Regions from separate parts of the Homo sapiens genome. Here region 2 is linked to region 1. Evidence: read pairs that join two places in POLR2A ChIA-PET (ENCODE). Cell type or tissue: PC-9. All regions are shown on one strand.

Region 1 (8,000 bases):
TTTATGTAGATTTGAGCTTCTGACCAACATTGTTTTCCTTCTCTCTGAAAAACTTCTTTTAATATTTCTTGCAAGGCAGTTCTATTGGAGACAGATTTCCTCAGTATTTTTCTGGGAGTGTCTTTATTTCTCCTTCACTTCTGAAAGATAATTTCACTGGGTACAATACTCTAGATTGATTATTTTTCTTCCAACACTTTAAATATCTCACTCCACTTTATTCTTGCTTGCATTCGTTTCAAAAAGAAGCCCATTATACTTTTTAATCCTAGTTCCTCTGTAGGTACGGTGTTTTTTTCTTTCGTCTGGCTTCTTTCTTTTTTTTTTTTTTTAATTATTATTATACTTTAAGTTTTAGGGTACATGTGCACAATGTGCAGGTTAGTTACACATGTATATATGTGCCATGCTGGTGTGCTGCATCCATTAACTCGTCATTTAGCATTAGTTATATCTCCTAATGCTATCCCTCCCCCCTCCCCCCACCCCACAACAGTCCCCAGAGTGTGATGTTCCCCTTCCTGTGTCCATGTGTTCTCATTGTTCAATTCCCATCTATGAGTGAGAACACGCGGTGTTTGGTTTTTTGTCCTTGCAATAGTTTGCTGAGAATGATGATTTCCAATTTCATCCATGTCCCTACAAAGGACATGGACTCATCCTTTTTTATGGCTGCATAGTATTCCATGGTGTATATGTGCCACATTTTCTTAATCCAGTCTATCATTGTTGGACATTTGGGTTGGTTCCAAGTCTTTGCTATTGTGAATAGTGCCACAATAAACATACGTGTGCATGTGTCTTTATAGCAGCATGATTTATAGTCCTTTGGGTATATACCCAGTAATGGGATGGCTGGGTCAAATGGTATTTCTAGTTCTAGATCCTTGCAGAATCGCCACACTGTCTTCCACAATGGTTGAACTAGCTTACAGTCCCACCAACAGTGTAAAAGTGTTCCTATTTCTCCACATCCTCTCCAGCACCTGTTTTTTCCTGACTTTTTAATGATCACCATTCTAACTGGTGTGAGATGGTATCTCACTGTGGTTTTGATTTGCATTTCTCTGATGGCCAGTGATGGTGAGCATTTTTTCATGTGTTTTTTGGCTGCATAAATGTCTTCTTTTGAGAAGTGTCTGTTCATGTCCTTCACCCACTTTTTGATGGGGTTGTTTGTTTTTTTCTCGTAAATTTGTTTGAGTTCATCGTAGATTCTGGATATTAGCCTTTTGTCAGATGAGTAGGTTGCGAAAATTTTCTCCCATTTTGTAGGTTGCCTGTTCACTCTCATGGTAGTTTCTTTTGCTGTGCAGAAGCTCTTTAGTTTAATTAGATCTCATTTGTCAATTTTGGCTTTTGTTGCCATTGCTTATGGTGTTTTAGACATGAAGTCCTTGCCCATGCCTATGTCCTGAATGGTAATGCCTAGGTTTTCTTCTAGGGTTTTTATGGTTTTAGGTCTAACATTTAAGTCTTTAATCCATCTTGAATTAATTTTTGTGTAAGGTGTAAGGAAGGGATCCAGTTTCAGCTTTCTACATATGGCTAGCTAGTTTTCCCAGCACCATTTATTAAATAGGGAATCCTTTCCCCATTGCTTGTTTTTCTCAGGTTTGTCAAAGATCAGATAGTTGTAGATAAGTGGCATTATTTCTGAGGGCTCTGTTCTGTTCCATTGATCTATATCTCTGTTTTGGTACCAGTACCATGCTGTTTTGGTTACTGTAGCCTTGTAGTATAGTTTGAAGTCAGGTAGCGTGATGCCTCCAGCTTTGTTCTTTTGGCTTAGGATTGACTTGGCGATGCGGGCTCTTTTTGGTTCCATATGAACTTTGAAGTAGTTTTTTCCAATTCTGTGAAGAAAGTCATTGGTAGCTTGATGGGGATGGCATTGAATCTATAAATTACCTTGGGCAGTATGGCCATTTTCATGATATTGATTCTTCCTACCCATGAGCATGGAATGTTCTTCCATTTGTTTGTATCCTCTTTTATTTCATTGAGCAGTGGTTTGTAGTTCTCCTTGAAGAGGTCCTTCACGTCCCTTGTAAGTTGGATTCCTAGGTATTTTATTCTCTTTGAAGCAATCGTGAATGGGAGTTCACTCATGATTTGGCTCTCTGTTTGTCTGCTATTGGTGTATAAGAATGCTTGTGATTTTTGTACATTGATTTTGTATCCTGAGACTTTGCTGAAGTTGCTTATCAGCTTAAGGAGATTTTGGGCTGAGACAGTGGGGGTTTCTAGATATACAATCATGTCATCTGCAAACAGGGACAATTTGACTTCCTCTTCTCCTAATTGAATACCCTTTATTTCCTTCTCCTGCCTGATTGCCCTGGCCAGAACTTCCAACACTATGTTGAATAGGAGTGGTGAGAGAGGGCATCCCTGTCTTGTGCCAGTTTTCAAAGAGAATGCTTCCAGTTTTTGCCCATTCAGTATGATATTGGCTGTGGGTTTGTCATAGATAGCTCTTATTATTTTGAGATATGTCCCATCAATACCTAATTTATTGAGAGTTTTTAGCATGAAGCGTTGTTGAATTTTGTCAAAGGCCTTTTCTGCATCTATTGAGATAATCTTCTGGCTTCTTTCAAGATTTTCTTTTTGTCTTTGATTTTTTTTTTTTTTTTTGAGACAGAGTCTTGCTCTATTGCCCAGGCTGGAGTGCAGTGGTGCGATCTCAGCTCACTACAACCTCCACCTCCTGGGTACAAATGATTCTTGTGCCTCAGCCTCCTGAGTAGCTGGGATTACAGGCACCCACCACCATGCCCAGCTAACTTTTTTTTTGTATTGTTAGTAGAGACGGGGTTTCACCATGTTGGCTAGACTGGTTTCGAACTCCTGACCTCAGGTGATCTGCCTGCCTTGGCCTCCCAGAGTGTTGGGATTACAGGCATAAGCCACCACGCCTGGCCTGTCTTTGATTTTCTAGATGTACATTTCTTTGGTATTTATCATGCTTGGTGTATTTATCCTCCTCTGAGCTTCCTGGTTTTGTGGTTTGGTATCTGTCATTAATTTTGGAAAATTTTCATCCATTATTACTTCAAATATTTTTTTCTGTCTCTTTCTCTTTTTTTCTGTGTGGTATTCCCATTACATGTTTGTTGCATACATGAGTTTCATTTTTTATTTTTGTTTTTAACTTTATGTGTACATATTTAATTAAAATAGAATAGGCATAAATCAAAAACAAGAAAATAATCAGGATAAAGTGTCCTGTCATTTAGTTTGCAAGGAGGAATCAGGAAGTGCAACAAATTACTAGAAAAATATTCTAAAACCATCTGAAGTGGCTAGGTTACATAATCTTCAGAGTCAAATGCCAAAGTTAAGTATTATACCACTTAATCCACAAATGAAAAAAAAGAGGAGTCAAAAGTTTATCTTGTTCAGGCTGGGCGTGGTGGCTCATGCCTATAATCCCAGCACTTTGGGAGGCCAAGGTGGGCGGATCACTTGAGGTCAGCCTGGTCAACATGGTGAAACCCTGTCTCCACAAAAAATAAAAAGATTAGCTGGGCATGGTGGTGCATGTCTGCAGTCCCAGCTACTCAAGAGGCTGAGGCAGGAGAATTGCTCAAGCCCAAGAGGCAGAGGTTGCATTGAGCAGAGATTGTGCCGCTGCACTCCAGCCTGGGCAGTGGAATAAGTGAGACTCTGTCTCAAAAAAAAAAAAAAAAAAAGTGTCCTGTTTACTAGAACAATTTTTACATTCAATCTATAGTGCTACTGGCAACTTTCAGAAGAAAGAAGTTTCCATTATGCATTGACTAGAAAATCTCAAATACAACTAAGCAGCTATGCTATGCTATAGCTCGTTAAGTATCATTAAACTGCTCTGGGCTAGTGTACATTTCAGATTAATAGAGAACCACATTTTGCGTTTTAGAAAGGCAGCAGTAATTCTATTTCAGCTTTTAGTCTGGATGCTTAACACAGTTAAGGCGACAGTTCAAGCACATTAAGTGAAGGTAGTTAAGATTTCAGAACAATCATCACCATCTCTTACAACCTACATACACTGTTTAATGCTTACGTGGAAGGAAACCAGTGGTTTTTTTTTTTTTTTTTTTTTTTTTTGAGACAAAGTCTCACTCTGTTGCTTAGGCTGGCATACAGTGGTTTGATCTTGGCTCACTGCAACCTCCACCTCCCGAGTTCAAGCAATTCTGCTGCCTCAGCCTCCCGAGTAGCTGGGATTACAGGCATGTGCCACCATGCCTGGCTAAGTTTTATATTTTTAGTAGAGACAGGTTTTCACCATGTTGGCCAGGCTGGTCTCGAACTCCTGATCTCAAGTGATCCTCCCACCTCAGCATCCCAAAGTGCTGGGATTACAAGTGTGAGCCACAGCACCCAGCCGAAACCAGTGTACTTTTTTTTTTTCTTTTTTTTTTTTTTTTTTTTTTTTGAGACAGAGTCTCACTCTGTCGCCCAGGCTGGAGTGCAGTGGCGCAATCTCGGCTCACTGCAAGCTCCGCCTCCTGGGTTCATGCCATTCTCCTGCCTCAGCCTCCCGAGTAGCTGGGACTACAGGCGCCCACCACCACACCCAGCTAATTTTTTTGTATTTTTAGTAGAGACAGGGTTTCACCATCTCTACTAGCCAGGATGGTCTCGATCTCCTGACCTCGTGATCTGCCCACTTCAACCTTCCAAAGTGCTGGGATTACAGGCGTGAGCCACCGTGCCTGGCCCGAAACCAGTGTTCTTAATTGGCATTTTATACACACATACACAGAATTAAAAAAAAAAAAAACTATCAAGGGCAATCATTCTAAGTGTACTGTGGTAGAATGTGTTAAAAATGCAAACATCCCATAGAACTAAAGTAACATGAACAGCACTTCTCATGGCCTAGGAGAAAGGTGACTGGTTCTCACACAAAGCTAAGCCTGTATCAGTCATTCTAATCACAATGGCTTATGAAAGTATCAGGTTTCCGGAAAAGCAACTATTCCAGGAAAGTCAGTAAATCTCTTGAAAGTTTCACCTCTATAAAACCAGGATAAGGCTACAGCTCTCTTGAAATCTGAACAGGTTATCAGATGAAACAGTAAGATTCCCAGCCATAATGTGAGATGGAAAGATCCTCATGCAGCGTATGCTCAATTGCTGGCCCCAGAAAGCCTCACGTGCAGAATACAGAAGTTGCCAAAGAAGGAAACGGAGACGTTCAGCTACATTTCCGTCGTGTGATGAATTTTAAACCCTCAGGAATGGTGTGGTCTATTAGGCTTTTCATCATGCTTGGTGTCATCCACTTAATCTGTTCAAAGATAAAAGAAGACATGATTGTAATAGTAACTCGAGTCCCAGATGTTGACAGTATGTCTGCAATTTGAGAGTCCTTCAGTCCAGTGACCTTCTGTCTGTTGATTTCACAGATGTTGTGTTCTGTGAGAAGACCATTTCTGGCTACAGAACTGTCTTTCACTATGGATGTTATCTTTTCTTTCTTTCTTTCTTTCGGAGATGGAGTCTTACTCTGTTGGCCAGGCTGGAGTGGAGTGGTGCAATCTCGGCTCACTTCATCCCCTGCCTCCTGGATTCAAACAATTTTCCTGCCTCAGCCTCCTGAGTAGCTGGGATTATAGGTGTGCACCACCATGCCTGGCTAATTTTTGTAGTTTTAGTAGAGATGGGGTTTCACCACATTGGCCAGGCTGGTCTCAAACTCCTGACATAAGGTGATCTGCCTGCCTTGGCCTCCCAAAGTGCTGGGATTACAGGCGTGAGCCACGACGTCCGGTCTATTTTTCCATTTTAAATGATAAAACCAACATGTCCAGTGCTATCCTTATGCATGGTAATTGTCCATTCAAAGGGCCTGTCATGAATGGACGTAGAAATCTTCTCTTGAAAAGCCTGTTTGAGCACCTTGTGCACTTTATCTGAGCTCCAGCCTGCACAGTTTTCACCATTGATTTGGAGTACTTGGTTCCCAAATCTCAGACCAACCAATAAGGTTGGAGAGTTATCCTTGACTTGCTGAACACATATACCATTATCTATTGATTTAAGCCAGAGTTCAATTTTTCCATCTTGGTCCTTATGGCTTCACGAATTTTCCATCTTGATCCAATGGCTTCATGAATCCCTTGCTTAATTTCTGCTCTACAAATTCCAACATCATTACCAGTTATAGGAGCCATTGTATAGTTCGTACTGGAAGGTCTTGCTACCAACTGGCCCTGAATTGGCGCACCAGAAACCATGGTCATATTTGCATGTGTTTCTTCTTTATTTAAACTCAGGCCTATGTGTTGAGAGAGCTCTGGATATAGTTTGGAATAGAGGTTTCCATCTTGAGAGATGTGAACAGAAGCTTCTGACAAAATTGCTGGGTTGGCAGGGTTTGCAGCAAAAGCAGTGTATTAATCTGTTCTCACACTGTTAATAAAGACATACCTGAGACTTGGTAATTTATAAAGGAAAGAGATTTAATTGACTCACAGTTCCACATGGCTGGAGAGGCCTCACAGTCATGGTGGAAGGCAAAGGAGGAGCAAAGTCATGTCTTATATGGCAGCAGGCAAGAGAGCGTGTGCAGGGAAACTCTCCTTTATAAATCCATCAGATCTCGTGAGACTTATTCGCTATCACAAGAACAGCATGGGAAAGACCCGCCCTCATGATTCAATTACCTCCCACCGGGTCCCTCCCATGACACATGGGAATTACGGGAGCTACAATTTGAGATATGGGTGGGGACATAGCCAAACCATATCAAGCAGTTTGAGCCTGAATTATTTAGTCTACCTTCAAATCTTTGAGAGATGGAGAGAGATATTTTTGCAGGATTCTTCTAGACCACAAGGACCCACTTGCCATCACTGCCTCCAGTCATTCTGCATAAGTAAGTTTTAGATTTCAAGCCTCTCCTTTTGATTCTTTCTTAGAGTTTCCATCTCTCTGCCTCCATTTCCCATCTGCTCTTGGATGTTGTCCAACTTTTCCATTAGAGCCTTTAGCATATTAATCAGTTATTTTACATTTCTGGTCTGATAATCCCCACATCTCTGCCATACCTAGGTTTGTGTATGATGTTTGATTTGTTTCTTCAGAAGGTGTTTTTTTTTTGTTTTTTTTTTTTATCATGCCTTGTAATTTTCTGTTGAAAGTCAGATATGATGTATTGGGTAAAAGGAAATGACATAGATTGATCTCTAGTGTGTTTATCTGGCTAGGAGTGAGGCTGTGTTCACTGTTTGCTGTAGCTGTAGTGTCACAGATTAAAATTTTCTTGAACACTTTTGTTTTTGTCTCCTGTGATGTCTTGGGTTTTCCTAGAGACTCCTTGAATAGGGTCTTAGGCTTGTAGATTTTATTTTATTTTATTTTTTTGAGAAGGAGTCTCACTCTTGTTGCCCAGGCTGGAGTGCAATGGTGCAATCTTGGTTCACTGCAACCTCTGCCTCCAGGGTTCAAGCCATTCTCCTGCCTCAGCCTCCCAAGTAGCTGGGATTACAGGCGCCCACCTCCACGCCTGGCTAATTTTTTTGGTATTTTTAGTAGAGATGGGTTTTCACAATGTTGGCCAGGCTGGTCTTGAACTCCTGACCTCAGGTGATCCACCCCACCTTGACCTCCCAAAGTGCTGGGATTACAGCCGTGAACCACCGCACCCAGCCAATTTTTTTTTTTTTTAAGCTGAAATCCCGTTATTATACAGGCGCCATCTTGATGTGGTGGTGAGGTGTGGGGGTTAGGGAAGCATTCTTTACTTTTCTGATCAAGTCTTAGTCTTTTAGTGAGCCTGAGTTGGGTGTTTCTCTTCCCCCAGGCCAGCTGGGCCTTGGTAAAACCCCAGTAGGTTAGACTCTGGCAAAGTAGTTTCCCTTGAGGGCAGAACTTGTTAAAGAGAACAGAGAGCTCTGGGTGTATTTCAGAACAGTTACTTTCCCCCTCCTCTGCTGGAAGTTAGAGGGTACTTTTCTCTGATCTTCACAATGGAGACCTGGTGGAATTCCCCAAGGCAAAAC
Region 2 (8,000 bases), 680 kb before region 1:
ATGTGTCCTCAAAAGTATGCTTGGACTCAAGTCTGACTCCAGAGGGGGTCCTTCCAGAGCCATCGTTTCTCCTTTTTCAAAGGAAAGGTGGCTCTTTCAGGAAAGCTCCTTCCCCACCCCAACTATTTCTCAAACCCACTTCCTTTTCTAGGCCAGAACTTTATTTATCTATTTATTTAGTTTATTTATTTGTTTGTTTGTTTATTTATTTTTGGCGACAGAATCAATGCAGAGAGCCATGATCACACAAATTCAGAGCTCTGTTGCCCAAGCTGGAGTGCAGTGGTGCGATCTTGGCTCTCTGTAGCCTTGACCTCCTTGGCTCAAGCGATCCTCCCACCTCAGCCTCCCAAGTAGCTGGGACTATAGGCATGCACCATCACACCTGGCTAATTTTTTATTTTTTGTAGAATCATGGTCTCACTATGTTGCTCAGGCTGGTCTTGAACTCCTGGGCTCAAGCAATCCATCCACCTTGGCCTCCCAAAATGCTAGAATTACAGACATGAGCCTGCACCCAGCCCTGGGCCAGCACTTTCATGCCCAGTTAACAGCCTTTGGGGCTGGGCAGGAGCTGGGGTGTGTGTACCCCACACATACAAAGTCTCCACCTACCTCTCGGTCAGGCCATCCCTTAGCGTTGCTCCCCTGTGATGTGGTTTCTCCATCTTACGCTGTGGTGACACAGGGCTCCCCCACCAACCCACGGTCACTCAGCAATGGCCTGTGGGGTAGGTGCTCACACCCCCAAGGCTCCAGGAGGGCACCCCGGGCACCTGCAGTGACTTCTCTTATTGTAGATGTGGTTTCGAGGATGGACGAAAAACCTAAATGAATCCTTTCAGAGGGAAACTTGGGGCTTTGCTCTATGTTTAGGGGAAGGTTCACTCTCAAACCCCGGCCTGCCGTGAGGGCAGATGTCTCCCTCCTCCTGCATGTGAACAAGGATGCTCATGGTCCAGGAGGTGCTGGCAGCCACTTTATCACCATGAGGGAAGCAGGCTGAGAATTAACCTGACCCACAGGGAGCATCACAGATAACTCGACCTGCAGCCTCATAGGATCAAGAGCTTTGGAGAAAATCAACCCAGATGCCTGAACTTCCTTGGTGTGTTTTAGCTGTGGGAGCTGACAAAGCCCTTGTTGACAGTCGTTGGATGTGGATGTTCTGTAGCTGGACTGTGAAGCACTCTAATAAAATCACCTTTAGAAACTTTTACTCTTTTCATGGCTTTATGACGACGCAGGAGGTAAAGATGGTGTGCTTTCTACAACAGTAACCCCTCCCTTCCAACCAGATTGCCACACCAAGTCCTCCCACACAGACATTCCCGGGGCACCGGACAGGAGCCCCCAAAAGGCCCATCAGAACAACCCAGCATGTCCCCACAACATCCAGAGACCTTCCGTGCTCGTTACAGATTCTCAGGCAGAAGGAGCAACGTCGTGAAGGAGATATCCAGGAAGATTGCCTGACAGCATTCACTATGCAGAAGCCATTGAGAATCAGAGCCATCGGCTGGGAGGCAGGAACAGTGAGTGATCAGCTGAGGAAGGCCCCATGGAGGTCAAGGAAGGGGAAGGCATCCCAGAGACACTGCAAGGAGGAAGGGCTGGCAGCATTAGGACAAAGGGGACATGTCAGTCACGGGCACAGAAGAGGGTGAAACCGAAAGGCCACGCATGCTGGGAAGACGAATTGGCAGCTGGGTTCAATGAACCACCATGCCCTCAAGGTTAAAATTCAGAAAGATCTATTTTGGTCTTAGATCATTTGCAGTTTTGTTAGGTTTGTTTTGCCCGATAGGGTGGGCAGGGAGGGGGAGGTTGCATTCGAGTCGTAACTGGGATGATTTCTGGGAACGAGAGCCTGAGAAATTCCTTCTCTGCTCAAGGCAGCAGGGGCAGAGGAGACAGGATTCCCATGCTTCACTCTCAAACCCCGGCCAGCCGTGCGGGCAGATGTCACCAGTGCCTGCTGCTGGCAATACCACTTGGCTCCTTAAATGGTAAATTCTGCTAAGAAGGTCTCCCTTTTCCAGGAGATATTTTAAAACAAATGCAGTGGACATTTCCCTTCAAAATGAGATGCATTCTGTCAAGCAGCTGGCATTCATTAGGAAACTAGAGACAAAAAGTATCACAATCAAATGACACCATTTGACAGAGGAGGAAACTGAGCCCCAGAAGTCCAGTGGCAGAGCTGGACCTCCACTCAGCTCTCCTGGGTCCCCCACAAGGGCCAAGGTGACCGGCTCCCTCTGCCATCCCAGCACCATTATCACATGCACCACCCATCCCATCACTCTGGAAAGGGCCTGATCTGGACAACGAATTACTTGTCCATTCTGACTCTAACCCACTACCTCCAGGACTTAAGGAACTAGGAAAGCAAAGAATGGAAAACCAGCAAGTCCTCTTCTTTGGGGGCTTTGTTCTATGTCTGGGGGATGTGAAGCCATCTCCCTCCTAGATATGAACGAAGACACATGTGGCCTGGAAGGTGTTGGCAGCCACTTTATCACCATGAGGGAAGCAGTTTGAGGACTCACCTGACCTACAGGGAGAATCACAGATAACTCCACCTGCATCTTCCTAAGAGTGAGAACCTTGGAGAAAGTCAATTCAAACACTTGCCTTCCCTCAGGAGTCAGTTCTGAGAGCTACCAAGGAGAGGGCAGGATCAGGGTGAAAAATGACTTGGGTCTCAGACCCAGAACATTCTACTGGCTGCCTCCAGGACTCAGTGGGGGGCTAGGAAGGGTTCTCCATCTTCCAAGGGTGTGGAGTGTGCTGTGGGTCACTCAGAACCTCCCTCTCCTCTTCTGTGATCAGCGGATCTTGTCCAGCCCCTCTCCACTGCTGGCTCACTCAGCGCCCTCCCCCACCCAGAAACTGCTGGGCTCACCTACTGAGCTATGTGATCCCTAAGAAGCTGTCAGAGCTGTACAAGTCTCACAATTCCTTACTCACTAAGCACTGGCAAGCGCAAGCTCCAGGGCGTGGCTGTCAGCACTCTGCACCTTCCTGGAACTGTCGGGGGAGCATACGGTCAGCAGCACCATGCACATCCTTATTGTGCAGCTCAGGAGTCCAAAGCCAAGAACAAGACGGTGAAGACAGCCCAAGAAGGCTTTTCGGTGCAGTCAATGTCTGACATTTATGATGCACCCACTCACCGGGGACACCGAGTCACATCTGAGCCTCATTTTTTCTTCTGGGAAGACATGCACACTGCCCGACTCATATCATTCACCTTTGGACAGGCAAAGGAGGGAAGGAGGCAAGGCAGGTGCTTCTTTCTAAAAAAAAAAAAAAAAGAAAGAAAGGATAATAAAGAGAGAAAGAAGGAGGGAAGGAAGGGAAGGGAAGGGAATAAAGGAGAAGAAGGAAAGAAAAAGAATGAAAGAAGGAAGGAAGGAGAGAGAGAGAAAGAAAAAGAAAGAGAAAAGAAAGAAAACAAAAGAAAGGAAGGAGAAAGGAAAGAAAGAAAGAAAGAAAGAAAGAAAGAAAGAAAGAAAAAGAAAGAAAGAAAGAAAGAAAGAGAGAGAGAAAGAAAGAGAAAGAAAGAAAGAAATCAAGCAAGCAAGCACGCACGCACGCACGGCCCAGGAAGAGAAAACCAGTGAGTCCTCTCTAAATGGTGAATCAGAGTCCGTGGCATAGCCAGGGACAAAGTCCAACTTGCCTCTGCCCGGATCTCCGTCTGCTGCCATCTCCGGAGGCCACACGGCCTGCCCCTCCCCTGCTCGCTCCTCATTCTCTGATGACAGGTGGTATGAGTGGCTACTCACCACTCTGACAGCCTCTCAGCAGCAGACTGTACCCTGGGTTTGCAGGTAGAGCCTGAGTTACACCTCCTGAATGCATTACACATCACAACACTGTCACCACACTCTCTTTTGACCTAAAGAAACCCTGCACTGGGTGACCTCCAAGAAGCCATCTGCCTCTGATGCTTCTAGGTTAGGCAGCAGGGCTGGGAGAGTGGTAATATAAACCCCTTCTTTCCACTGGGGCCTTTTGGTTTCAGTCCTTGGAAATATTATTTGTAAAAGAACTTAAAATGCACTCGCTTTGGGGAAATGCTCAGATTCAGGAGACCCCCCGATGGGACATGGAGAGAAGCCGGGGTCCTGGGGAGGCACCACCTGCCTTGCCTCTTTCTGCACCCCAGCACCCAGCCCAGGCCTGGCACACAGCAGGGAGGGCTGGCTGGATGCTTCCTAAGCGAGTGGTTATTCTCTAAGTGGATACAACCAATGTGCCGGCCAAACAGATGCACTGGAGCCTCTAGGTGCTTAGGTTTGGTTCACGGTCTCGCAGGCATCCATTGATTGGAATATATGTAGACTTACTTTTTTTTTTTTCTTTTTTTGAGAGGGAGCCTCTCTCTGTCATGAGGCTGGAGTGCAGTGGCGCGATCTTGGCTCACTGCAACCTCTGCCTCCCAGGTTCAAGCAATTCTTCTGCCTCAGCCTCCCGAGTAGCTGGGATGACAGGTGTGCACCACCACGTCCAGCTAATTTTTGTATTTTTAGTAGAGATGGGGTTTCACTATGTTGGCCAGGATGGTCTCAATCTCTTGACCTCGTGATCCGCCCACCTCAGCCTCCCAAAGTACTGGGATTACAGGTGTGAGCCACCACACTTGGCCTCTAGTGCAGGGGCTACCAGGTGACCAGAGTTTTTATTCTTGGTCACTTTAGCACAAAAATAGAGAAAAGTGGCCTCAGTGAACCTTATCTGTACCTCATTTCATCCTTGCAGACATCCCCAGGCTCTGCAGGACCAGCGAGTGAGAGGAACCACGCACATACCTGGCAACAGCAGTCTGGGGTTGGTGTGCCCGTCTGTAATGGCTGCATGTGGTACATTTGATTCTATGAGCGCGTGTCTAATGTGAGTTTCAGGAAGGCGACAGCTGTGCCATGAAGAATGGATGACTCACCTCTCTGCACCAGCCTCGCCAGCATGCAGGCCTGTGTGGTGCCGTCCAGAGCCCAGGGCTCAGCATGAATGAGGAACGCACGTACCTGAAGTCGGGTTCCCATTCCAGCCCTTCCCCATCCAGCTTCTACTGACTTCCAACCACTGCGAAGAGAAACGTGTTGTCTCTGGCTAATTCCCTCTCTCGACCTTCTTAAGCAAACCTCCAGGAAAGGCTGCAGAAGGGGACCTGTGAGGTTTGCAGATGGCATCAGAAGGCTGAGAGACAAGTGTCCTCCAGCCTCACCAGCAAGATTTCCTGTGCCCTTCCCATCTCCACTTCCCCACCCTGCAGGCTCCCTGCAGGCAACCTTTCTGTCCCCTTCCCTCCTCCCCCACTATGTTTTCCTGCCCCTTATTCATCATTCACTGGACATTCTGAGCACCCATCTTGGCTAGATTTCAAGGCACTGAGGATTCAAAAGGAGAGTCAGGCATTGCCCCTGCCCTCAAGGTGAAAGCTGGAGCTCAGCTGGGAGAAAAGAACCTGCCTTCAAGTGACATCAAAAGTTGCAGGGGTGGCCAGGCATGGCGGTTCATGCCTGTAAATCCCAGCACCTTGGGAGGCAAGGCGGGAGGATCAGTTGAGCCCAAGAATTCAGGAGCAGCCTGGACAACATGGCAAAACCTTGTCTTTAGAAAAAAATACAAAACAAAAACAAACCAAAAAAATAAAGCCAGGCACGGTGGCACACGCCTGTAGTCTCAGCTACTTGGGAGGCTCAGGTGGGAGGATCACCTGAGCCCAGGAGATCAAGGCTGCAGTGAGCCGAGATCACACCACTGCACTCCAGCCTAGGCTACAGAGTGAGACCCTATCTCAAAAAAAAAAAAAAGAAAGAAAGAAAAGAAAGCTGCAGGGGAGGGTTCAGGGAAGCTGTGTAGAAGCTGAGTCCCTGTCCACTTCTTTTGCCTGTGAGCAGTCTGAAGACTTGGCCGATTGAGGGAAATCTTTACTGCTTTGGGTCTTACTTGGAAACCCGAAGGCTTAGCTGGGTATGAGGCTGCAGCAGTCCTGGTTCTGCTATCTTAAAAGTATGTCTGTGGGCCAGGCATGGTGGCTCACACCTGTAATCCCAGCACTTTGGGAGGCCGACGTGGGCAGATCACCTGAGGTCAGAAGTTTGAGACCCGCCTGGACAACATGGTAAAACGCCGTCTCTACTAAAAATACAAAAATTAGCCCAGCATGGTGGTGTGTGCCTGTAGTCCCAGCTACTTGGGAGGCTGAGGCAGGAGAATTGCCTGAACCCGGGAGGCAGAGGTTTCAGTGAGCCGAGATTGTGCCACTGCACTCCAGCCTGGACAGAGCAAGACTCTGTCTCCAAAAAAAAAAAAAAAAAAAAAAAAATGGCTCTGTTTCATGACCTGGGCCTACCCCACCCTCCACCGGGAAAAGTTCTTCAGCACTAGGCCCCATGGGAGACGGACTCCGAAGTCCCCTCCAGTTCTCTGCTATACTCACCTTCTCCTCCCTGCAAGCAAACAGAAGGAAAGATGCACGTTTCCAAGGGCGGGCAGAGGTCTCCAGTCCCCTCCCCGACCACACGGTTTCCTCCTCCGCAGCCCTACTCCAGTGAACCCCGGGCTCTGTGTGACATCAAAGGCTGGGGTGAGAGAAGTGCTACCCCCTGCTCCCCAGCCTAAGCGCCTGGATGGGGGACTAGGGGCCAGAGGGGGACGCAGGTCCCAGCTCCCATCTGTGCCAGGGCACAAGGCACTCCTTCCCCTAGGCAGGAAGCATTTGCTCCCCTAAGCAGGTCTTTCTTCCAGAAGCCTTGCTTATCACAGGCAAATTCACCCACCCTGAAGCTGCAGGCCATAGTGGGGGCAGGGAGGAGATTTATATGGCCTTCTAGCTAAAGCTTGGGACCACTCTGTGGAAGGTTTTTCAGGAAATCAAGGTCTGCCAGGAACCAGGAACCTGGTTGCGTTTAGCTGTGCACACTGGCCTTGACGGTCATGGAACAGTCCAGAAATGCACCACCCTGATCCACCCTAGGGCCAGTATTTTGGTTAGGTGTGTTTTGCACCATCTCATCAGTAACCCTGTGGTTTCCAAATGCCTCCTCCCTGCCCCTGTTCCACTAGGGCCCTCTGCCTGGGGCCAAAATAAACACTGGGAATTGGAACAGAGGAGGACTTTTCCAAGGGAGCGGCCACTGCCTCTTTTTCTCCACAGAGCCACCACCTGCATTTTAGCTGCTCACGCCAGCTGAGCTAAGGGCCAGCTCCAGCTCCTGGCTGCTAAGATTCCTCCAGTTTCCTTAGATTGTCAGCCTGGGACATGCCAATGTGTTTCATCTATCTCAAACCACAGAGCGCCATAATGAACAGACACATGGAGAAACTGGTGTCTTTCCCCCACCATCCCAAATGTGGGTCTCTCCGCCCACCAGCCTGGGAAACAAGGGAAAATGATTAACAGACACTCTAATTAGGGCATGGTTGAGCCTGTGGGGATCAAGGATGGGCTTTGGTTTCCTTGGGGAAGAATGTTGCTTTCACTATGCTGGATAAAGTGCTGGAATTTCACAGATCTCAGATTTCATAACCAAAGCTGGGATTCATTCCATGCTTTCCTGAAGTAACCAAACTCAAGCTATAGAATCTTAACCAAGTTAACAGATACATCCCATCCTTACCAATATTTGGAAGGGACCCTAATTAGCAATTCATTGTCATTCTTCTTGGTTGTGGTGTTTTAGCCATTTCTTCTTTTCTTTTTTTTCTCTTTTTTTCTTTTTTTTTTTTTTGTGATGGAGTCTTGCTCTGTCGCCCAGGCTGGAGTGCAGTGATGCAATCTCGGCTCACTGCAACCTCTGCCTCCCGCTTCAAGCAATTCTCCTGCCTCAGCCTCCTGGGTAGCTGGGAATACTGGCACACGCCACCACGCCCTGCTAATTTTTGTATTTTTAGTAGAGACAGGGTTTCACCATGTTGGTCAGGCGGGTCTCGAACTCCTGACCTCAGGCAATCCGTCTGCCTCGGCCTCCCAAAGTGCTGGGATT

What was found. Peaks named below come from ENCODE experiments on the same cell type or tissue, not always from the same donor. Only the 100,000 strongest peaks of a DNase experiment are listed, where the experiment ranks them.
Region 2: POLR2A ChIA-PET joins it to region 1 with 10 read pairs; 1 of 35 experiments calls an interaction of 5 or more read pairs at or near these places.

Annotation. Positions count from the first base shown.
Region 1 is chr10:6,287,877-6,295,876 of GRCh38, forward strand. It overlaps a transcript of PFKFB3 not described here and the pseudogene SDCBPP1. Among named protein-coding and RNA genes, the nearest start is that of LINC02649, 35 kb to the right of the region's middle. RefSeq lists an enhancer at 7,884-8,000. In PC-9, no CTCF peak of the experiment used is centred here; DNase peaks (open chromatin) are centred at 2,975, 3,445 and 4,935; H3K27ac peaks cover 2,051 bases.
Region 2 is chr10:5,607,135-5,615,134 of GRCh38, forward strand. LINC02678 (long intergenic non-protein coding RNA 2678) reads right to left here and starts at 3,531. Exons shown (of 3, transcript XR_001747275.2): 1 at 2,974-3,531; 2 at 2,553-2,663; 3 at 470-1,597. In PC-9, no CTCF peak of the experiment used is centred here; DNase peaks (open chromatin) are centred at 2,987, 3,767 and 4,957; H3K4me3 peaks cover 1,198 bases; H3K27ac peaks cover 3,978 bases.